Linked DNA regions of Homo sapiens: regions 1 and 2 are each linked to region 3. A link is a loop called in an ENCODE intact Hi-C map of the cell type or tissue named here. Cell type or tissue: mammary epithelial cell. All regions are shown on one strand. Links, peaks and the distances in the headings refer to the core of each region. The heading gives the core; the rest is flanking DNA.

What was found. A loop is a pair of places that touch in the nucleus more often than their neighbours do. Peaks named below come from ENCODE experiments on the same cell type or tissue, not always from the same donor. Only the 100,000 strongest peaks of a DNase experiment are listed, where the experiment ranks them.
Region 1: it touches region 3 in a loop (8-fold over the local background); 14 of 110 quality-filtered maps call a loop at or near these places.
Region 2: a loop joins it to region 3, with 5 times the contacts of the local background. A loop is called at or near these places in 84 of 110 quality-filtered maps.

The regions. Positions count from the first base shown.
Region 1 is chr9:34,755,937-34,764,135 of GRCh38, reverse strand. It overlaps a transcript of PHF24 not described here. Among named protein-coding and RNA genes, the nearest start is that of SPATA31F1, 31 kb to the right of the region's middle. In mammary epithelial cell, for the core only: a CTCF peak has its summit at 3,488 (motif pointing left); no DNase peak of the experiment used is centred there.
Region 2 is chr9:34,895,189-34,903,387 of GRCh38, reverse strand. It overlaps SPATA31F3 (SPATA31 subfamily F member 3), which reads left to right and starts at 7,624. Exons shown (of 5, transcript NM_001309427.2): 1 at 7,624-7,809. The coding sequence starts at 7,666. It also overlaps a transcript of PHF24 not described here. In mammary epithelial cell, for the core only: a CTCF peak has its summit at 3,642 (motif pointing left); a DNase peak (open chromatin) is centred at 3,647.
Region 3 is chr9:34,990,949-34,999,147 of GRCh38, reverse strand. It overlaps DNAJB5 (DnaJ heat shock protein family (Hsp40) member B5), which reads right to left. Exons shown (of 5, transcript NM_001349723.3): 3 at 5,704-5,948; 4 at 2,282-2,883; 5 at 720-2,122. The coding sequence ends at 1,889. Among named protein-coding and RNA genes, the nearest start is that of DNAJB5, 5.3 kb to the right of the region's middle. RefSeq lists enhancers at 3,639-4,568, 5,499-6,428, 6,402-6,696, 7,359-8,199. In mammary epithelial cell, for the core only: a CTCF peak has its summit at 4,552; DNase peaks (open chromatin) are centred at 3,627 and 6,567; H3K27ac peaks cover 1,348 bases.

The DNA.
Region 1 (8,199 bases), core at 1,068-6,067, 230 kb after region 3:
ATGAACATTGATGCAAAAATCCTCAATAAAATACTGGCAAACCGAATCCAGCAGCACATCAAAAAGCTTATCCACCATGATCAAGTGGGCTTCATCCCTGGGATGCAAGGCTAGTTCAATATACGCAAATCAATAAATGTAATCCAGCATATAAACAGAATCAAAGACAAAAACCACATGATTATCTCAATAGATGCAGAAAAGGCCTTTGACAAAATTCAACAACCCTTCGTGCTAAAAACTCTCAACAAATTAGGTATTGATGGGACTTATCTCAAAATAATAAGAGCTATTTATGACAAACCCACAGCCAATATCATACTGAATGGGCAAAAACTGGAAGCACTCCCTTTGAAAACTGGCACAAGACAGGGATGCCCTCTCTCACCACTCCTATTCAACATAGTGTTGGAAGTTCTGGCCAGGGCAATTAGGCAGGAGAAGGAAATAAAGGGTATTCAATTAGGAAAAGAGGAAGTCCAATTGTCCCTGTTTGCAGATGACATGATTGTATATCTAGAAAACCCCATTGTCTCAGCCCAAAATCTCCTTAAGCTGATAAGCAACTTCAGCAAAGTCTCACGATACAAAATCAATGTACAAAAATCACAAGCATTCTTGTATACCAATAACAGACAAACAGAGAGCCAAATCATGAGTGAACTCCCATTCACAATTGCTTCAAAGAGAATAAAATACCTAGGAATCTAACTTACAAGGGATGTGAAGGACCTCTTCAGGGAGAACTACAACCACTGCTCAATGAAATAAAAGAGGATACAAACAAATGGAAGAACATTCCATGCTCATGGGTAGGAAGAATCAATGTCATGAAAATGGCCATACTTCCCAAGGTAATTCATAGATTCAATGCCATCCCCATCAAGCTACCAATGACTTTCTTCACAGAATTGGAAAAAACTACTTTAAAGTTCATATGGAACCAAAAAAGAGCCCGCATCACCAAGTCAATCCTAAGCCAAAAGAACAAAGCTGGAGGCATCATGCTACCTGACTTCAAACTATACTACAAGGCTACAGTAACCAAAACAGCATGGTACTGGTACCAAAACAGAGATATAGATCAATGGAACAGAACAGAGCCCTCAGAAATAATGCCACATATCTACAACTATCTGATCTTTGACAAACCTGAGAAAAACAAGCAATGGGGAAAGGATTCCCTATTTAATAAATGGTGCTAGGAAAACTGGCTAGCCATATGTAGAAAGCTGAAACTGGATCCCTTCCTTACACCTTATACCAAAATTAATTCGAGATGGATTAAAGACTTAAACGTTAGACCTAAAACCATAAAAACCCTAGAAGAAAACCTAGGCAATACCATTCAAGACATAGGCATGGGCAATGTCTTCATGTCTAAAACACCAAAAGCAATGGCAACAAAAGCCAAAATCGACAAATGGGATCTAATTAAACTAAAGAGCTTCTGCACAGCAAAAGAAACTACCATCAGAGTGAACAGGCAACCTACAAAATGGGAGAAAATTTTTGCAACCTACTCATCTGACAAAGGGCTAATATCCAGAATCTACAATGAACTCAAACAAATTTACAAGAAAAAAACAAACAACCCCATCAAAAAGTGGGCAAATGACATGAACAGACACTTCTCAAAAGAAGACATTTATGCAGCCAAAAAACACATGAAAAAATGCTCACCATCACTGACCATCAGAGAAATGCAAATCAAAACCACAATGAGCTACCATCTCACACCAGTTAGAATGGCAATCATTAAAAAGTCAGGAAACAACAGGTGCTGGAGAGGATGTGGAGAAATAGGAACACTTTTACACTGTTGGTGGGACTGTAAACTAGTTCAATCATTGTGGAAGTCAGTGTGGTGATTCCTCAGGGATCTAGAACTGGAAATACCATTTGACCCAGCCATCCCATTACTGGGTATATACCCAAATGACTATAAATCATGCTGCTATAAAGACACATGCACACGTATGTTTATTGCAGCACTATTCACAATAGCAAAGACTCGGAACCAACCCAAATGTCCAACAATGATAGACTGGATTAAGAAAATGTGGCACATATACACCATGGAATACTATGCAGCCATAAAAAATGATGAGTTCATGTCCTTTGTAGGGACATGGATGAAATTGGAAATCACCATTCTCAGTAAACTATCGCAAGAACAAAAAACCAAACACCGCATATTCTCACTCATAGGTGGGAATTGAGCAATGAGAACACATGGACACAGGAAGGGGAGCATCACACTCTGAGGACTGTTGTGGGGTAGGGGGAGTGGGGAGGGATAGCATTAGGAGATATACCTAATGCTAAATGACGAGTTAATGGGTGCAGCACACCAGCATGGCACATGTATACATATGTAACTAACCTGCACATTGTGCACATGTACCCTAAAACTTAACGTATAATAATAATAAAATTTAAAAAAATCAAACAGCACAAAAGAGTATGAGTAGGGCTCTCTCTCTACCATGCCATACCCTGACCACCAGTCTCTAATAGCAACCAACCACAAAGTCTTTAAAAAATTCTAGTAAGTGTCCCATATATGTTCTACATCTTTTTCCCCTTACCAAGTCTCAGAGATTTGAGAAGGTACTTCATCTTTCTTCATAGCATTTATCACTCCCTGACACTACGGTATTTATCCATTTATTTATCATCTGCTCTCTTTCTTTAATGTAAGCTCTATATCAGTATGTTCTTTTCTGTACTCCTAGTATCAAGAATAGTGTCTGGCATACAGAAGGGCTCAAAATTTGTTGGATGAATGAATAAATCATACCCCATCTATTAAAAAAAACTGACAATGTGCAATATAAAGATGAATAGTAAAATTCATGCCGATTATTTAAAGTTTCAATTTTCCTTTATTTAGAACAACATTAAATAACAAAAAACACCAGAAGTTGAGAGAGGAGAGAGACCAAAGCAAAAAGGGAAAAGAATTATATTTTAATACTCTTAATGGCATTTTTTCCCTACTTTTTGAACAAAAGGCCTACATTTTCATTTTACAAGCACCACATATTCTACAGCTAGTCCTGTTTTTAACAAGCCTCCCAGAGATTCTGATGTAAGGGCAGGATTGAGAAGCACTGGAGCAGATTACTTTTTTTTTTTTTTGACACGGAGTTTCACTCTGTCACCCAGGCTAGAGTGCAGTGGCGCGATCACGGCTCACTGCAGCCTCTACCTCCTGGGCTGAAGCAATCCTCCCACCTCAGCCTCCCGTGTAGCTGGGACTACAGGCGCTCGCCACTACACCCGGCTGATTTTTGTAATTTTTGTAAAGACCAGTTTTCGCCATGTTGCCCAGGCTGGTCTTGACCTTCTGGGCTGAATCAAGTCTCCCACCTCGGCCTCACAAAGTGTTAGGCTTTCAGGCGTGAGCCCCCGCGTTTGGCCCAGGACCCCTGGCGGGGCCGAGACGTCGCAGGACTAGGAGTATTGGGTGGGGGCGTGCTGCCCTCTAGTGTCTCTGGCTGCCGTCTACCGCTACTCGCCACGCTTCTGCACCGGGCGGTAACCGGCTGTGTGAGCTCCGGTGGTTTTGCTGCCTGACACTACTCTGGGGCTTCCTGCCCAACTTCTTGGAAATTCTAGCTCTTGGGCATTAACAAAGGTGCTCACCTGTAAAAGTGTTGCCGCTGAGTCGCAGCAACTATGCACCTCTGTCCCCGGCACCTTGGTATATTTGAGATGTTCACTAGTATTTTCTGAGTATGAGACACAGCGAAGCTCTTTCATAAGGCTTATGTGGAGAGACAAGTCTCACACCAGTGGCATGTCAGTCACATTTTTCTTTACAAGGCGATAGGACTCATGGGTACGTATGAATTGGTAGCCATGAACAGTTCCTTGAAGAAATTCTATTGCAATCATTGTGGCTCTGCAGCATTATAATGAAAGCAGAGTCTGGCTTAAAGCAAGTTTTCTAGAAACAAATGAAGAAGAATCCTTGATAGTTGTGCAGCCCTCCAGCGTCCACAGAGGCTTTTCGTGTACTTCATCCCCGTCGTTTGCTGTTCGCTCTCAACCACGAGGCAGTAAGGGCAAATGTGATGATCCATGCCCACATCGTGAGAAATGCCAGGCTTAGCTGTGATCATTACATGAATGCGCCCTTGTTCAGGAAGACACTGATCCCACTGTCCTGTCCGCACAAGCACCCTTCATCAATGAGTCCCAAACCAGTAAATAAACCTATGCTAAAGGCCTACCCTGCAAAAAGACATGAGACTATTTTTGGCTCAGCCCTTGGCTGAGCTCTGAGGCAGAGGAACAAAGGCCAGGCAAGTTGCTGGAGAGGAGTTTGCAGCAGATGGTTTTAATGATTTGGTGGGAGGGCAGTGGCTGTAGGTTATCTGTGAGGTAAGTAGTGCACCGGCAGGAGCAGGTGCAGGATTTGCAGAACATGGTGATTCTGCTGGGGGCAAGAGGTCAGGCTAACGGGTGATAGAACTGTTACAGCCACATAGAGGGCAGCAGCAGCTGCAGGGAGCCGGAGCTGTTTGGATAGGTAATATGGTGCTCTGCTCACCTCTTTTTCAACTTATTGGCGAGGAAGAGGGTCCCACTTTAGGATTCTGGGGATGGCTGAACACCCTACACCCAACACTGGACAGAAGAGATTGACAGCATTTTACTACTCACATGTACATTCACCACTCACAGAAGGAGGACTCCGCACACTATGCAGGGCCGCATGAGGTTGCACTCAGGAAAAGAGGGAAAAAACAAGGGCCATAGGAGGCAGGTTTTATAATAACATGATGAGGTGTTGGTGCCTCAGGGAGGATGTGATTGGCTTGTTTGAACAATTCTATGGATTGGGTACAGCTGGTCCAGCTGATAGAGAAACTAGTGAGTGGGGGTGAACATAACTGGGCAGAGCTGGTGAACTCATGGTTAGGCCTTTGGAGTCCTTTAAGGTTCTAAGATATCAAGGCAGCATGTTTTAGGCCTAATAATACTTACAGGGCAGCTCAGTGACAGCAGCAAGATGGCTGATTAGAAACACCTGGCATTTGTGTCCACTACAAAAAGGAACAAGGCAATGAATAAACAGCTAAGATTTGACTGCAGTATTGAGGGGAGAGCGGTGGAGTGCAGTGGGGGAGTGGAGATGCGCCTGTGGTGACGGGAGCAGTGAGGAGGCACCCAGCCTCTGAAGCCCCACCTCCCTCGCCAGATTGGGTTAGCCTAGAATCAGGTAGGACTTCCCTTTGAGGGGAAAAGGTAAGCAGAAGATCCTCCCCAGTGCCTGCTGCCACTGCAAACACCCACAGTCCTTACTACAGGAGAATCCCACAGTCCTCACAAGTCCTGAGCCCAGTATAGAGAGCTGCCTAATATTCACACAGCTACATTGCCCTGCATTAGAAGAGCAAGATGTGTACTGCCTATCCCCCGCCAATCCCCTGTGAGCCAAGCTGCTGCAGCGTGATGCCATCTTGAGACAAAAGCCACCTCTGAAGTGTACCCTGCTCTGGGGGCCAGTAGCCACTGCACCTCCCCAGCACTGTGGCTCCATCTTCATTATGTCAAGCCCACAAGGGTTGCTGAATGCCGCAATCCCAGGTGCATGGAACCTGGGACCAGGATCAGCTGTGACTTGGGTCCTGCACAGCAGGGAAAGCAATCCCTGCTGCCTATACTTCCAGCCAGAGGAACAGTCTGCCAGTTCACCTAGGGCAAACCCACTCCTAAGCTGGTGAACCCGCCCTTAAGCCAGCCAAGCCACTGTGTGTCCTGCCCCAAGCAGGAGCTGTCCCCAAACCACCAAACAACTGATATGCCCACAGGCTGGTGGAGTAGCTACACGTCCACACCCAGAGCCTGAGAAACAGGCCCCATGTCCGTTACCCTGTTCCTGCCCAAGGCTCCATGCCTGCTATCAAGGTCTGAGAAACATCCCTGCAGGGCTACTCTTGGCAAAGATGCACCCAGGCCAGCTGAGCAGCCTTGTGCCTATGCTCCTGGCCTGATGAATAGCCCCATGGGAGACTCAGCAAACATATCCCCAAGCCAGCCAAGCAGACTTGCGATGTCATCTTGGACCTGAGAAATAGCCCTGTGGGCTGCCCTCAGCAGACATACACCAAAACCAGCTAAGAAACAATATGGCTATGTCCCAGTCCTGAGAAATAGCCCATGGACCACCCCTGCCAGGTACACCCCAAGGCAGACTGAGCAACCACACATGTTCTCCTAACCAGAGTAATAGCCCTATGGCCCTAATCCCAGCAAGCCAGACCCCAAACTGGCCAACACACCATGTGCATATATATGCACCACTAACCTGAGAAACAGCCCAGCAAGTCTACCCCCAGCAAAGGAGCACCACCACTTCCATAAACTATTACAGCCTAGCCCACTGAGACACATGCAAACATCACTAGCATGGATTACAACTGACGAAACTATATAGAGACTACACTTTTGCATCCACCTAGAACCAAAGCCAATGCACTTCACCAAACCAACACCCCAAGACCCATCCATATGAATAAGCCTTTCCCTATGAAATCTAACCCATAAAATGAGAAAAGGTGACTGTTCCACCAGATTCGTAGAACTCAACATAGGGACACATCAAACATGAAAAAGCAAGGAAATATGAAATCTCCAAAGGAGATTATCCCTGTTTGCACATGACATATTATACATAGAAAACCCCAAACTATACCCTGCCAAAAATGTTAGAGATGATAAACACATTCAGCAAAGTTGCAGGATACAAAATCAACATACAAAATCAGTAGCATTTCTATATGTGAACACCAAACTAGCTGAAAAAGAAATCAGGAAAGCAATCACATTTACAAAAGCTACAAAAAAAAAAAAACTAGAAATAAATTTAACCAAAGAAGTGTAGGATCTCTACAAAGAAATCTATGAAAAACACTGAGGGGCAGGGTGCAGTGGCTCACACCTGTAATCCCAGCACTTTGGGAGACCGAAGTGGGTGGCTCATGAGGTCAGGAGTTCAAGACCAGCCTGGCCAACATGGTGAAACGCTGTCTCTGCTAAAAATACAAAAAGTGCCTAAGTGTGGTGGCGGGTGCCTGTAATCCCAGCTACTCAGGAAGCTGAGGCAGGAGAATTGCTTGAACCTGGGGGTTGAGGTTGCAGTGAGCCAAGTCACGCCACTGCACTGCAGCCTGGGTGACAGAGCAAGACTCCATCTCAAAAAAGAAAAGAAAAGAAAAGAAAAACACTGATGAAGGAATCTGAAGAGGATAAAAGCAAATAAGAAGACATTCCATGCTCACAGACTGGATGAATTAATATTCTTAAAATGACCATTGTACCCAGAGTGATCTACAGAGTCAATGCAATCCCTATGAAAATACCAATGACATTCTTCACAGAAATAGAAAAAAAACCCTTAAAATTTATATGCAACCATAGAAGACCTCGAATAGCCAAAATCAATCCTGAGCAAAAAGAACAAAGCTGGAGGCATCACACTGCTTGACTTCAAAATATACTACAAAGCTCTAGTAGGCAAAACAGCATGGCACTACCATAAAGGTGACACATAGACCAATGGAACAGACTAGAGAACCAAGAAATAAATCCATGAATTTACAGCCAACTGATTTTCAACAAAAGCACCAGGAACATACTCTGGGGGAAAAACACTCTCTTCTTAAGTGGCAAAATAGAATATCCATATGCAGAAGAATGAATACTCACCATACAAAAAAATCGGGCCAGGCACAGTGGCTCACACCTGTAATCCCAGCACTTCGGGAGGCCAAGGTGGTTGGATCACCTGAGGTCGGGAGTTCGGGACCAGCCTGACCAACATGGCAAAACCCCATCTCTACTAAAAATACAAAATTAGCCAGGCGTGGTGGTGCACTGCTATCATCCCAGCTACTCAGGAGGCTGAGGCACAAGAATCACTTGAACCTGGGAGGCAGAGGTTGCAGTGAGCTGAGATCATGCCACTGCCCTCCAGCCTGGGCAACAAGAGCGAAACTTTGAGAAAGAAAGAGAGAAAGAGATCAACTCAAAATTAATTACAGGGTGAAGAGTAAGACCAAAAACTTTAAAACTACCAGAAAAAAACATAAGAGAAATGCTTCAGGACATTGGTCTGGTAATACGTTTTATGAATAAGACCTCAAAAGCACAGGCAACAAGAGCAAAAATAAACAAATGAGATTA
Region 2 (8,199 bases), core at 1,068-6,067, 95 kb after region 3:
GCTGTGTTGCCCAGGCTGGTTTTGAACTCCTAGCCTCAAGTGTCCTCCTGCCTTGGCCACCCGGGCTCCTATCTTAAAATTTATTTTATTACTGTCCTTCTTTTAAAAAACTACTGGATATGTGAATAGTCTGCAATTTCAAACAGCTTATTTATAATCATTCTGAGTATTTATATCCTCTTAACTTGAATGAAATAGAGGTGGCAAGGACCTTAGTGGAGTTTAGAATCAACCTTTTTATCTATCTCTAAGTTGCTGTGATGGGCTAGTTATTTTACTTCTTGGTGATTCAGTTTCCTCTTGTATAACGTGGGATAACAATACCTGGGTCTGGCTGGTGGTAAGCACTGAATGAGGTGAGGCGTATAACAGGCCTGGCACTGGGTAATGCTGCTCAGTCAGGGTTAATTCCCCTTTCTTCCTTGTGTTCCTGAATTCTTTGACCTTTATTTATAGTTCATTGTCTAGGTTAGCTCATCGCCAGAGATGGCCAAACTCACCTATTATATGAGGACTTTTCATAATATTATCCACAGAGATTTGCTGACACCCTATTAACCACCTCCCCTCCCCAAGAAAGCTCTTTTCTTTTTCTTAATTGAAATCTGTCATAGATAGGAATAAAATTTCAGAACATTTAGAAACATTTTAAATGGTGAAAAGGATACAGCTACTGAAAACATTTTTGAAATCATGACTAAAATTTCATTTCATTTATTTATTTTTATTTTTTTGAGACAGGGTCTTACTCTGTCGCCCAGGCTGGAGTGCAATGGTGTGATCATGGTTCACTGTAGCCTTGACCTCCCAGTTTCAAAAGGTCTTCCCACCTCAGCCTCCTGAGTTGCGTAGCTGGGACTACAGATGCATGCCACCACGTCTGGCTAATTTTATAATTTTTTGTAGAGATGGGGTCCCATTATGTTGCCCAGGCTGGTCTTGAACTCCTGGACTCAAGTCATCCTCCTGCCTCATCCTCCCAAAGTGTTGAGATTACAGGCATGAACCATCATGCCCAGACTAAAATTTCATTTTTATGGGAGTTTCTTTTAGATGCATTATTGAGGCAGATGGAAATGTAATTATTTTGTTTGGTTGAGTAGTAACTATCAGTAATATTTAATAGGATAATACATTTTATACAAGAATAAGAATATAAATTCATTTTTACAATCATAGTAACATATTTTCAAGGTATAAACAAAATTTAATCATTTTGATTATAAGATCTTCATGTGTATATTATTAAATCAAAAGCATTTCTACATGTTTATTTATTTACGCATGACTCTGTCTTCTGAGTTTTTACTTTATTAGTAAGGTATTTGAAAACATTTTTGGAAGATTCTGTTTTTAATTATCTTTTTACTAGGGAAAATTTCAAATAACATACCTCCATGTACCTGTCACCCAACTTCAAATTAATATTTTTTAACAATCTTGTTTCTTCTTTACCCCCACACTAGTTACCTCCTCGTTTTGAAGTAAATTCCAGATATCAGAAATTTATACCATTAAATATTTTAGTATGCATCTCAACATATACAAGCTTTTACAGTGACAGAGCTACCATTACTAAACCTAGAAAGTTCAAAATAGTTTCTTCATATCATCAAATACCCAATCAGTGCTTACATTCCCTTGATTGGCTTATAAATTTATTTTTATTTTCTGGAACTCCTGACATCAGATGATCTACCTGCCTCGGCCTCCCAAAGTGCTGGGATTACAGGCATGAGCCACCACCCCTGGCCAGTCACCACGCCCGACCCCCTATTTTTATTTTCTATAATTTGTTTGTTGGAATCAGAATACAAATACAGCCCACAAACTTCAAGTAGTTGAAATGTCTCTTAATGCTCTTTTAATACATAGATTCTGCTCCATTGCTTTAACTTTTCTCCTTATAATTTTTTTGTGGAAGAAACTAGATCCTTTGTCCATAGTCCTGATTCTGCTGATTGCATCCCTGTGGTCTATCATGTTTGTTTGCCCTCTGTATTTCCTACCAATTATATGTTGCTGAATTTGATTTGCTAAAATGTTAAGAACTTTTGCATTCATGTTCATGAAGAATGTTGGTCTCTAGTTTTCTATTCTTGTAATGTCTTTGGATTTGGTATCAAGGCAATCCTGGCTTCAAACAATGAATTGAGAAGTATTCTCTTCTCTTTAAATTTTTGAAAGAATTTATGTAGAATTGGTATTATTTCATACTCAAATATTTGTTAGAATTCACTAGTGAAGAAATATGGTCATAAAAAAATAAGAGTTTTCTTGACAAGAATTTTTTTGAGACAAGATTTAAACTACAAATGCAATTTCTTTAAATGGATATAAGGCCATTCAGGTTATCTATTTCTTCTTAAGTTTTGATAGTTTGTGTCTTTCAAATAATTTGTCCAGTCTTAGTCCATTTGGTGCTGTTATTACAGAATACCACAGAGTGGTAATTTATAAAGAGAGAATTTATTCTCTCACAGTTCTGGAGGCTGGGAAGGTACCAGCATTTGATGAGGGCTTCCTTGCTGTGTCCTCACATGGAAGAAGGGCAGAAAAGCAGAAGAGAGAGAACCCACTCCTGCAAACCGTTTTTATAGTGGCATTAATCCACTCTGTTCTCATGATCTAAAACACCTCCCAAAAGGCCCCACCTCCCAAAACTGTTACATTGGGGATTAAGTTCCCAACACATAAAGTTTGGAAGGAACACATTCAAACCATAGCAGTCCATTTCATCTAAGTTGCCCATTTATAGACATTAAAATTTTCACATTATTATTGTTATTGAGACATGGTCTTACTCTGTCACCTAGGCTGGAGTGCAGTGGTGATATCTCAGCTCACTGCAACCTCCACCTCCCAGGCTCAAGCAATCCTCCCACCTCAGCCTCCTGAGTAGCTGAGACTACAGGTGCACACCACCATGTCCGGCTAACTTTTGTAGTTTTTGTAGAGATGGAGTTTTGCCATGTTGCCCAGGCTGGTCTTGAACTCTTGAGCTCAAGTGATCCACCCACCTCAGCCTCCCAAAGTGCTGGGATTACAGGCATGAGCCACTGTGCTTGGCCTTCACATTAATTGATTGTCCTTTAAATGTCTTTGGAATTTTGGTGAGTCACCTCTCTCATTCTCAATATTGGTCATTGGTCTCTCTTTTTTCCCAAAGTTCCTATGACTTTTTAAAACATGAAGGACCCTGGCCTTGCTGAGGCTTCCACCTCAGAGTGATGGTGTTTCGCTTGGCATAAATTGTATTCAAATTTCTTAACCAGGCTTCCTGAGTTCCCCACGGTGTCCATAAGTGGAGTCAATGCCTCTGAAATTCAATCAAATTTTGAGTGTGAGGGGAGAGACATAGTTTCATCAGAGTCTCAAATACAAACCCATAGCTGAGTGCCTTCTTGCTTGAGGGTTATTTTTGATACTTATTTAATATAGAGGTTGCTGGACTCTGCATCTAGAGATTCCGATTCATTAGTCTGGAGTGAAACCAGAAAATCTATATTTTTAACAAGCTCCCGAGTGATTCTGATATAAGGCTGGGATTGAGAGCCCACTGGAGAAGATAACCTTTGAAAGCTCCTGTCAGGGTAGAGATGTCACAGGACTAGGCATATTGGGTGGGCATGTGCTGCCCTCTAGTGTCTCTGGCTGCCATCTACTGTTACTCCCCACAATCCTGCATTGGGTAGTAATCCGCTGTGTGAGCTCTGGTGGTTTTGCTGCCTGACACTACTCTGGGGCTTCCTGCCCAACTCCCTGGAAATTCTAGCTCTTGGGCATTAATGAACGTGCTCATCTATAAAAGTGTTGCCACTGAGTTGCAGCAACTATGCACCTCTGTCCCCGGCACCTTGGTATATTTGAGATGTTCACTAGTATTTTCTGAGTATGAGACACAGCGAAGCTCTTTCGTAAGGCTTGTGTGGAGGGACAAGTCTCACACCAGTGGCATGTCAGTCACATGTTTCTTTACAAGGCGATAGGACTCATGGGTACGTATGAATTGGTAGCCATGAACAGTTCCTTGAAGAAATTCTATTGCAATCATTGTGGCTCTGCAGCATTATAATGAAAGCAGGGTCTGGCTTAAAGCAAGTTTTCTAGAAACAAATGAAGAATAATCCTTGATAGTTGTGCAGCCCTCCAGCGTCCACAGAGGCTTTTCGTGTAGTTCATCTCCCTCGTTTGCTGTTCGCTCTCAACCACGAGGCAGGAAAGGCAAATGTGATGATCCATGCCCACATCGTGAGAAATGCCAGGCTTAGCTGTGATCATTACATGAATGAGCCCTTGTTCAGGAAGACACTGATCCCACTGTCCTGTCCACACAAGCACCCTTGTCGATGAGCCCCAAACCAGTAAATAAACCTATGCTAAAGGCCTAATCTACAAAAAGGCATGAGACCATTTTTGGCTCAGCCCTTGGCTCTAATTCCTCAGCTCTGAGGCAGAGGAGCAAGGGCCAGGCGAATTGCTGGAGTGGAGTTTTCAGTAGATGGTTTTAATGGCTTGGTGGAAGGGCAGAGGCTGTGGGTTATCTGTGAGGTAAGTAGTGCACTGGCAGAAGCAGGTGCAGGACTTGCAGATGTGGTGATTCTGCTGGGTGCAAGACGTCAGGCTAATGGGTGACAAAACTGTTACAGCTGCATAGAGGGTGGCAACAGCTGGTTAAGTAGGAGTAATAAAAGTAATGAAGGATACAGGCTACTTTGCAGGTATGTTGATGACCTGCTACTAAAAAGCTGACTCAAGCTGCCTTTTAATTGATTTTTGTTAACCTTTCATTCAGTGCTCTTTGTTTGAAAAAGTCTTCTCATTCCTGTATTATGGAATTTGCAAGTTCAGGGCAGATGATGAAATAGCTCAAATTCATCCCATTTTCAGGTAGGACTCTTCTTAAATTATCCTTAATATGAAGATCTAGTTTCCTTTTGTAGGTATAAGAAGGACATTTAAGAAAAACGTTCACTGATGCAAATCAAAACCGCAATGTGATACCGCCTTACTCCTGCAAGAATGGCCATAATCAAAAAATAAAAAAACAGTAGATGTTGGCATGGATGTGGCAATAAGGGAACGCCTCTACACTGCTGGTGGGAATGAAAACTAGTACAACCACTATGGAAAACAGTGTGAAGATTCCTTAAAGAACTAAAAGTAGAACTACCATTTGATCCAGCAATCCCACTACTGGGTATCTACCTGGAGGAAACGAAGCCATTATTCGAAAAAGATACTTGCACGTGCATGTTTATAGCAGCACAATTTGCAATCGCAAAAACGTAGAACCAACCCAAATGCCCATCAGTCAATGAGTGGGTAAAGAAACTGTGGTATATATATATGATGGAATACTACTCAGCCATAAAAAGGAATGAATTAACAGCATTTGCAGCGACCTGGATGAGATTGGAGACTATTATTTTAAGCAAAGTAACTCAGGAACGGAAAACCAAACATCATATGTTCTCACTGATACGTTGGAGCTAAGCTATGAGGATGAAAAGGCATAAGAATGATACAATGGACTTTGGGGACTTGAGGGGAGGAGTGGGAGGAGGTGAGGGATAAAAAACTACAAATAGGGTGCAGTGTATACTGCTCGGGTGATGGGTGCACCAAAACCTCACAAATCACCACTAAAGAACTTACTCATGTAACCAAACACCACCTGTTCCCTAATAACCTATGGAAATAAAAAAATTAAAAGAGAAAAATGTTCACTAATCCATTTGTTTGTCAAATCATTTTTAGAATATTTTTCCTTATAGCTAGTTCAAAAAGAAACCCTTGTGCTAATGAATTTTTTGGTTGTTTTTAAGTTGTGGTAAGATATGCTTAACATAAAATTTACCATTTTAGTTATTTTTAAGTGTACAATTCAGTGCCATTAAGGGCATTCATTTATGAATAAGATGGTTGTATTCATCACCCCAAACAGAAACTTCTGTACCCATTAAACAATAACACTCTATTTCCCCCTTCTCTAGCCCCTTCCCCAGCAAAATGTTGGCTTTTGCTTCTTGTGGATGCCTTGTCTTTGAAACTAGATTTTTAAGAATCTTGAAAGCAGGTAGGCAATACAACTCAAATGCCTTTGTACTCTCAACACTGCCCAACTTAGGGTTAAGCACGTATTGAGTGCTCACTATTCCTGTCTGGTGGAGGAACTAATGCTGGAGGAAGGATCAAATACCCTTTTCAGAGATTTTGTTTGTTTGTTTTTGAGGCAGAGTCTCATTCTGTCACCCAGGCTGGAGTGCAGTGGTGTGATCTCGGCTCACTGCAACTTCTGCCTCCTGGGTTCAAGCGATTCTCCTGCTTCAGCCTCCTGAGTAGCTGGGATTACAGGTGCCCAGCACTACACTTGGCTAATTTTTTGTATTTTTAGTAGAGATGGGGTTTCACCATGTTGGCCAGGCTGGTCTCGAACTCCTGACTCAGGTGATCCGCCTGCCTCAGCTTCCCAAAGTGCTGGGATTACAGGTGTGAGCCGCCGCACTTGGCCCCTTTTCAGAGATTTTGAGCCTAAGACCAACCACTTTTATCAGGGCAAGAACTTCTCAAGGAAACTCAGAAATCCTAGGGTGTTGGGGACATGCCATAATATTGATAGGGGTCATGAAGTTAACATTAATGTGAGAATCAGTGGGCAAAGGAGTGGTAGATCCCGGGGTTAAATGAGGAAAAATCCTGCTCTGCCTAAAGTTATTCAAATTCAGATTTTCATAAAACACTCTTTTAGGCAAACATTCCAACCACGGTGGATTCAACCAAAGAGCCACAAGTTTGTGAACCTTAATCGAAAGTTTTGCCAATAACTCATCTCCATGAATAGGCTAGATGCTATAAAATCTGTAGAGGCAATTCTGGAAAAATCAAGCCTTGTACAGAGCTCCAGAAGTGAGCCTCATTCATTTGCCTCCATGAAAGGTAGTGCTTACAATCTCTGCTCACCCATCTCAGGCTGGACCACGCAGATTGGGAGAAGTCCTTCTTTAACTCTCAGAAAGTTATTTAAAAGAACATCAGCTTTGTCCTTTCCTTGACATGTCACACACTGCCCTCTTTCTGAACCTCTCAGTACTGACCATATATCATTGCTGGTGGCATTAAAAATCGGTTTCCAAGATTTAACAATATGATGCTTGCCCTATCCTCTATTTTTTGTTGTTGTTGTTATCTTCCCAGTACAGATGATGTAGTTCATGGAGTTCCTCTGATCTATCCACTGTCTCTCTTATAGGGCATGTAGTGTGCATAGAGACTCGGTGTCATATGCACACTAGGTGTCAGGAATAGGTGTCAGGCCATTGTAGTAAAGGGGAGAGCTAAGCCATAACAGTATAGAGAGTAGAGAGAACATGAAAAGGTACATGTTGCCCATGACCTTGGCATCTTTTGCCCCAGGCTCTGTAGCCCATACAGAGCACCAGACACCCTCATCTGAACATTGAATCACCATAGTAAGCCTCTTTAAAAACAAATAAAGGTCTGTGATGCTATCCCTGCCTTGTGGAACAGGAGGGCTTTGTGATGCAGTCTGGTGATTTGGATCCCTCTTCTGTGAGGCAGAAATGACGAGGTGTAAAATCTGGAGGTATTAGGTTCTAAGACAGTGAAAGACTAGGGAGAGGGATGGCTAGTGAGGTTTAGATCATGTTGAGCCCTACCTTTGTTTTGTGGGATGTTGGATATCCCTTATACACCTATGGATCCATCTGCATTATTGCATTAATTATTTGGCAAGTGAAAAAGAGCTGCCAAAAATTAAGCTTGGTACCTAACAGGAGCTGTTGCCGGGTAGGGAAACACTATGACCATGGCTAAATTGATGTGCCTCAAACAAGATTTTATCCCCGAGCTTTCTCTTGTTACTCTTAGCCCTTGCTTTTTAAAGGGGTCTCCTCACTGGACACCAGAAGAGCTCCCAATTTGGGTGATTATTCTGGTTGGCAGCTATTTAGGGCCATTTGATGGCTGAACTCCTTTGACTTCTGGACCCATCCATCCTTTAATCTGTTCCACTTTTCCTCCCGTCTCATCCTAAAGTCCCCACCGAACTTATGAAAGGAATGGGGGTGGGAGGCATGGAGTATGGAAGAGCGTGAAAGTGAGTCAGAAATAAGCAAATAAGAAAACTCTTGGGGTGAAAAAGAATACAGAAAGGAAAGATAGAAGAGTATATAAAAT
Region 3 (8,199 bases), core at 2,015-7,014:
AGCTCTTCTAGTCAGCCAGAAAGTCCTTCAGCCTCGCCAGGAGCAGTGGCTCATGTTTGTAATCCCAGCACTTTGGGAGGCCAAGGCAGGCGGATCACTTGAGGTCAAGAGTTTGAGACCAGCCTGGGCAACATGGTGAAACCCTGTCTCTACCAAAAATACAAAAATTAGCCGGGTGTGGTGGTGCATGCCGGTAATCCCAGCTACTCGGAGGCTGAGGCAGGAGAGTCGCTTGAACCTAGGAGACAGAGGCTGCAGTGAACCAAGATCGCATCACTGCACTCCAGCCTGGGCGACAGAGCAAGACTCCGTGTCAAAAAAAAAAAAAAAAAAAAAAAGTTCTCCACCCCCTCCTAGAAAAAAATTTTCTCCTAGAAGGAAAATTTGTCTGACTCAGAGAAAATTTAGACAAGAAGAGAAAATCTGTTTTCATGCTAGCACATCTGAAGACAATGGTCTCTGTCTCTCATGAGCAGGGATATTTTTCCTTCCCAAATAGATGTTTCTTCTAATAGCTGAGTGGTACTTTCTGTCTGTGCTGTGTTTGAAGTATAAGTTTTAGAAATCCCAGGAGGCTTCGAGGAAGGCAGAGGTCAGCTTCAGCTTATACTGAGGGCCTGCTTGGGCTTCTCAAAGGTGACCAGAGCCCGGGAGGGAGGATGACAGTGGCCCTCCTCAGCCACCCCCATCCCAGGTTTGTTGCTCCTGCTCAGATGCCATATTTTTAAAATACTTTATTTTTTACATAATACTGTCATTACAAAAAAATACAAAAAAACTACTATAAAAACATTCGGGGGTTGTCAAAGTGAGAAAACCTAAAGACCCCACCCCAGGATCTGGCTGAAGCAGTCTTCCCCCAGCTTCTTCACTATGACCTTTATACAACTATGGGGGTGGGGTGGGATCACACAGGCATAAAAGGGCTGGAAATTCCCCACACAGCCTCCAAGGGTAAGAAATGAGTAGCTTCACATATCACAAAAGTGGGATTTGGAAGTTTGGGGGTGGCTAGGCCCTGAGTTCAGAGGTGTGGGGAAAAACCTGTGACCCTGAATCTCTTGGTGGGGAATAGCTGCCACCTGACCCCAAAGCCCTTTCCCTTCCTGATGAAGGCTGGTAGATGGGCCCTGTCCCCCACCTCTTAGCCTTAATACCTCAGGCCCCATTCCCTGCCCTCCACCCTTGAACACTCCTGAGAGCAGCAGGGAGGACAGAACCTCCAGCTCTGCAGGTGTAGGCAGGGCAGCTGTTACGGAGGCTGCTGAGGAGCTCACCCCCCTGCTCCAGATGAAAAGTGTCTCGTGCTCAAGTCCCTGTTCACAGGTTGTGAACTTTCCCTTCTTATCCTCTCTCCTTTCTCCCAGAGAGGCACAGACAGCTCTAGGTGAGTGCTTCTTGTGCATGAATATGTGTGCCATTACCTTGGACACTGTGGACCTGGGGGTGGGGCTGAGAAAGCAATGTCCTTTCTAGTCTTTTCCACCCCCAACAGCAGGAAGCCAAAGGGAAGGGAGGGGACTGGTATTAGCAAAGCTGAGGGGAGGAGGACATGCTATGTACAGGCATGGATAAGGAATCTCTACATATCTTCAAGTAGCACTCAGGTCACTCTCCAGCCACTGCAGTGGAAACTGGATTGAAAGCTAGTGACATGAACATTGACCCCTGGCCTGGGCTAGCTCTCCCCACCTCCCTCCCACTCCCCCCAGGCAGCCCAGCTCTAAAAGGGGTCAGGGACAGGAACATTTTCCTGAAAACCAGTGGCTTTTTTTTGCATTTTAGAAAAAGTTGCCAGTGTCCAGTGGACATCAAGCTGGGTGCACATTGAGTGGAGTGAGTGTTGGGGGTATTGCTGTGGTAGGCTCTGGACTGGCTGGGGCAGAGCCTAGGAACAGGGTAGGTGCTGCTTAAGGATCTGTCTTGTCTGTGGTGTTAATCTGTCTGGGAAGCGAACTTTGAACTCAACAATGAGGTCTCCTCGCTGAGTTGGCACTTTGGGGAAGGGAAGGCCCTCCCCACGGAGTCTCTTCACGGTGCCTGGCTTGATGACATCATTGCAGGGCAAAGGGATCACTCGGCCGTCGATAGTGGGAATGTTCACAGTGCAGCCACACAGCGCCTGGGAAAGACGAAGCAGAAAGTGAGGAAAAGGTGGGGTAAGGTGAGTGGGAAGGAAGGAAATAGACTGAGGTGGGGAAAGAATGTGCCAGCTGGCGGGAAGAGAGGGAATGTCCCCACCATCTCCCCAGCACACACACACAGCCTGACTAGGCCCCACCTCCTTGAGGCTGATCAGGGCACTGTAGAGCACGTTGGTGCCATCTCGGCGGAAGTGTGCATGGGGCTTGTCTTTGAGCACAAAGACGATGTCAGCAGGGATGTTGTCAGGTGTGGCGTCGCCTTCTTTGGGGAAGGTGATCTTGGTGCCTTCCTTCCAGCCACGCTTGATGACTATGTGCAGGATCTTGTCCTCGGTGCGCACAGTTCGCCCATCAGGGTTGAGGCGACGCCTTGTGATCTTCATGCGCTTGGTGGAGCCATGGTAGATCTCCTCCAGGGACACCCGCAGCTCGTGCACCACTGGGGGGTCCTGCACCTTGCGCCGAGGGTACAGTGGTTCTGGGGCTCGCCTTGGACCCCTACTCAGCCCATTGAAGCCAAAACGGCCGAAAGCGCCAAATGGGTCCTCATCTTCATCCACATCCATGTCATCTGGGTCAAAGCCACTGAAGGGCCGAGTGGAGCGGCTGCTGGCAAAGAAGATATCGAAGGGGTTGGAGCCACCAAAGAAGGAGGCAAAGGTGGCATGGGGGTCCCCATGAAAGGTGTAGTGAAAGGAGCCACTGGAGCCACCTGATGTGCCACCGCCGGTCTTCAGGCCTAGAGGGGAGGAGAAGTTAGGGGCAGTGTGGCTTATTCTGGCCCCAATCCCAGTGTCTTCCCCCTGCCCTCTAGCTCCCAGTTCACAGGCTTAAAGAAAGAAGCAACCTTTAAATCCCACAGAGAGGGCCAGGCTAATAGAGTAAGAAAGGCTTCTGGCAAGATTATCTTCCATTCCTAATTATATATTTAATAACGATGCACAACTTGAGATTCAAAGAGGCTTGCTTACCCAATAGGTGGAAAAGCCAGGACTAGAGGACTTAGAGGATGTGACTTCCAGTCCTGTAATCTTTTCCACATACTCATGGTCCAAAGATGTCTCAAAAAGCCTTGAATGACTAGCCTGGTGTCACATTACAAGTGATACTTGGTTCCCAAATCTTTGCTTATCTCCAAAGACATATAGGACAAGGGGCCATCAGACAGGATGTGACCACAGAGGGGGCTGGTAAGTGAACAGTCGCAAATAGGCTAGGGATCCAACCCGGGAGGAAGACCACTTTCACTCTGCTTCTAGCAGTGTTTCCTCTTTCCCTGGCCCCTGCTCAAACGGGAAATCAGGAAGCCTTAAAAAGTGGGAAAGCTCATTAGCTTGGAGATGAAGAGCTATTTTTCTAGAAAAAGTTTTTAAATGCTTTGTTCCCACACTCTGCTCGGTGTTACACAACTTTAGGGAGTGTCATTCACACATTGTACAGACATAGACTACAATGGGAATGGAGCTCCCTGGAGTTATACAACAGCAAACGCCATACCCCACACCTAATGTTGAGCAACCAAAATGCATGAATGGGCTGGCACATGGCAGTGGTGACCTTAGCTGCTCTCTCTGTCAGGTCCTGTCTAAGGGGCTCAGATTCCTGGAGGCAGCCTTCATGCACAGGAGGGGGTGCTGGCAGTAGTGGGGGATGTGGGGAGACGGTTCACACTGAGAACTGCTCCGGAATACAGAGACTATGGGTGGGGTCCAGGCTAGGAAAGAGACCCTTCTCTTTGAGGCCATTTATCTAGAATTTCAACTGATCATGGAGATCTGAGCCTAAATTAGCCTCTTATTTCCTGGGACCACAAGGGCAGATTTGAGTTTCACTAGAGAGGCCAAGTGGCAGACGGTTCAGGGACTTGTGGCAGCTGCCTCTTCACCCCTCCCCCAAGACCTAGGATCTCTCCTTTCCTTCTATCGAGGGGCTGATTATCAAGCGAGTTCAAGCAGCCTGGCAGAGCTCAGTGAGAGAGGGAGGGAGGCTGGACTGATGATGATGGGAAGGGGTAATTCTCTCTATAGGGATTTCTATTCTTCCACTACCACCCCCTTTTCAAGCTGGGAGCAACTTGTCCCTAGCTGGAGCTGCACACAGAGTCTGTGTGTATAACTGCTCTATAATAAATGGCTGCTGGGGATTGGGCAGGGTGGACAGAAATATAACCAACATTTCTAAGCTGCTTCTCCCTCCCCAGGCCATGGAGGTCCCCTTAAGGCCATGCCGCATCCTCAGGGGCCTTCCTGGGATGGGGTTCTGCATCAGAACCTGGTGTCTGGACCCCTTCACTTAGGCAGAAGGGGTGAAGTATCTCAAGGGAGCTCTCCCAGCTCCTGCCTTCTTTCTAAACAAAGGTGAGGCTGAATGGAGGAATGGGTGCAATTCCAAGACAGGTCACATGGTGGCATGGTGTCTGCACTGCTTCCCTCTTTTCCACTCCTATCCCTCCCATCCCTCCATGCCAGAGAGAAAAATGTCTTAGCTGAAAGAATACTGGGGGTTCCAGCCGGTATCTGGTGAATCTGGGAGTTGGCACGTCTAGGAGGTAGGCAGGAAGAATGGAAGGAACCGGCAGCATGGAGAATAGGAAAAGGGAGTTGGGAGGATGAGGGTTCACAGAGGGGCATGGAACACAAGGCCAGGAGGAGGGGAAGAAAATAACCTTCTTATCTACATATGATTAGCCCATTTAGTTTTGAGGATAGAAAGGGGAGGGTGAAGAGGAGGAGAATGTGAAAGAAAGGTGGATTCTGTTGGGGAGGAAGGACAGTTCTTCCCAGGAAGGAGAGTCCTCAGCGTGACAATGTCTCTTAATATAGCCTGACAGGTGCCTGTGGCTGGCGGGTGGCAGGCAGCCCTGAGGGGCAGGCCCAGAATTAGCAGCTACATCATGGCCGTGGGATGTGCTGGGAGGGGCCTCCCTCTCAGAGGCTTTATTTGGGCCTTTCCTGCCTCCCACCCCATGGCCACCAGCTACCCCAGGGAAGGGGGAAGATGCCAGCAGCAGTTCCCCGTCCACCCTTGGATCCCTGCCACTTCCTCTGGGAGGCAAAGCTCCACCTCTGTTCTGCTGGCCAGAAGCAGGCAGGGCCGGGGGAGAGAAGGGGAAAACCATTTCTGCTCAGAGCTCTGGTAGTTAATTCCCAGGCTGCTTAAGGGCCAGACTTTTATGCTGATGAATGTAAATGCTCTGTCCTCAGAGAGCCACACACTCCCTCTCCCCAACCTTCCTCATCAGCCAATGAAGCAGCGGAGACTTCAGGCAGGACTAATAAGGCTGGGAAGGAAAGAAGGGCGGGGAAGGCCTCTGGCTCTTGCTTCAGACCTCTCTAAGGCCTGAACCCGAGGAGGGAGGGGGCAGAGAGAGGCGGGGAGAACTAGGGTGAGCTGAGCTGGGTAGTGGGTGGGCTTCTCTCTTCTCTGGGTGACAGTGCTGGAAACCCTTGCTGCCCTCACCCCCTCCACAGCCTCCAGTTCCCCGCTACACAAACTGGTGCACCTGGGACCCCTACCAAGCGGAGGGGTCCGGGATTGGGCTGGAGTGCTGCCCTCTTACCTTCCTCCCCATACTGGTCATACAGGCCCCGTTTCTTGGGGTCACTTAGCACATCATAGGCCTCTGCAATCTCCTTAAACTTCTCCTCAGCGTTGGGTTCTTTATTCTTGTCTGGGTGGTACTTCAAGGCCATCTTCCGGTAGGCTTTCTTGATCTCATCCTCGTTGGCCCCCGATGGGATCCCAAGAATCTTGTAATAATCTTTTCCCATCACAGCCACTGGACCAGCACTGGTCTCCTTGTTTCTGAAAGAAACCCAGGGCCAAGACTTGATGCCTTCTCTTCTGCCCCAGCCCTGTTCCTGATGATCTTGCAATCCCTAAATGACTCCCTGGGTAACCTTCAGCAGGTCATGCCTGTTCTGTGGGCCTGCGTCCCCCCATCTGTAAAATGAAAGGTTTGGACTAGATGATCTCTTCTGGCTCTGACATTCTAGAATTCTGTGATTCCGTCCTCACCTCCTGGGTTTTCCCAGCAGGAAGCTGAAGGTTGTGGCCCACTCTTGGGGCTAGGCTGAGGCCCTGGTCCTTGGGCCAGACTGAGGACCCCTGAGAGGCCCTGCTGAGCGAGGTGGCACCATGGACTGAGCGACCCACACACAGGAGCTGGCGAAGGTCAGTGTAACGGGTGAGGTCACCTGAGCATCGTGGTCTCCTACGCCACGCCTCAGGCATGGTGCCCAGGCTGAGGGCAGCTGGGGCAGTGGCCCAGGACCGGGAACAGGCCTGGGTCTTCCGCCAGCTGTCCTGGCCAGCCAGACTGAGTCAGGGAATGGGTGTCTGGAGTCCTGTCTGCCATCGGAGACCCCAGGCCTCCCCGCCCCCACCCCTCTGACGATGCTAAGCCTCACGTGTGACTCAGATCACAGGGTGACTCACAGCCTTTGGAAACTGCTGTTTCCAACTCCCTCATTAGCAGGGGGGGCGACACTATCCTTCCCCCAACCAGGGCAACAGTTCCCTTTACTCATTTGCCAGCGTCTACACACAAAACTGTGAGGGCTGTGCCGCCTAAGCACCAGTGTGAGTGAACAAAAGCATCCTGGGGACAGGACTTTTTCAACCCCAGCTGTTAGGAGACAATTGGGCACTAACCAACCACCATTTCCTTAATACCTCTCCTAGCCTCACCCTACGCCCCCAGTCCACCCTGTGGTTTAGGATCCGGCCCATCATCAGACCCATATTCCTCTGAGTCCCTTTTAAGGTGGGTGCAGGAGCATTTGTTATAAGAGAAACGTACAACCCGAATTCTTCCATTCCAGTCTCCCTCTATCGGTGTGTCTGTGGTGGATATCAGGGGAAGGGGGACTTTCCTGTAGCTAGAGCTCTCTGGGGGATGGCCAGAAGCCATTCTCAGCCCTTCTGAGACTTGGCCAACCCCTGCCAAAGCCAGGAGAACCAGAGTCTTTCTAGCAATGTCCTAGGCTGGCAGCCACAGCTGAGACCTGCCTTTCTGCCTCTGACTGCTTCACAGCAGGGAGGTGTACAGGGTGTCCTTCCAGGAGTGAGGCCTGTAACCGGGTAAGGGGGAGGCGCCCAAGGCCCTAGGTGGGCAGGGACAATGGCCCTCACTGCTGCCCCCACAGGCCCTGCTGCAGGTGGCTGGGTTGACTCATGGTTCTGGGAGTCACCTTTCTCTGACGAAGAAAAGGCTCCACAAAGGCGGGTACTCCCCCATTGCCCCCCACCAGCATGTCACGTCTGTGGGGGAGATGGGGTGGGGGGTGGGGTTGGGAGAGGCAGAGAAGAAAGAGCACCTCGTTGGGGGGGGGGGCAACCGTTTTCGGAAATGGCAGCAAAAGCCGTCTGAGAGGGAGCGGGGGGGGGTGGTCTGCCATTTCTGCCTCAACCCACACCTTCTTTCCCCTGGGACTGGGAAAGAACCCTAGCACACCAAGAGGGTGCCCCTAGAGAACGAGAGCAGCTTCCAGGCAGAGGGCCAGTGGAACGGCTCACCAACCACCCACCTCCTTTTGGTGTCCCTGCATTACCTCCACACCCGGCCAGCTTCCTCCCTGGTACCCACCTGCTAGCTGCTCTAGGCCCATACATCTCTTGCCTCCGCAGACACAGGGCAAGCTCTTTCAGGATCTGCCTCCTTTTTCTCTTTCTGCTTTCCTCCCTCCTTCCCTTCCCCCCTACCCACAGGCCACGTGTTGGAATGACAAAGGAGCCCCATGGCATGGCACTGCCTTTGATGGAGAAGAATGAGGAGGATGTTAAGGTAGAGGCAGGAAGGAAAAATGGGGAGAAAATGGCGAGGGGGACTGTTGAGGTACAGGGAGGGGAGATGGCTGATACAGAAAATGAGGTACTGATGGAGGGGGATGAGTGACAGATGGAAATGGCTGAGGTGGAAAATGGGTTAATGATGGGTTGAAAGGGAGGAATGTGGAGAGTTGAAATAATGGAGGAAATGTCTGTGGAAAATGGATACCTGAAGGGTTTGAGAAAAGGAATGATAAGGGGTGCAATTCATTCAAATATGTGGGTG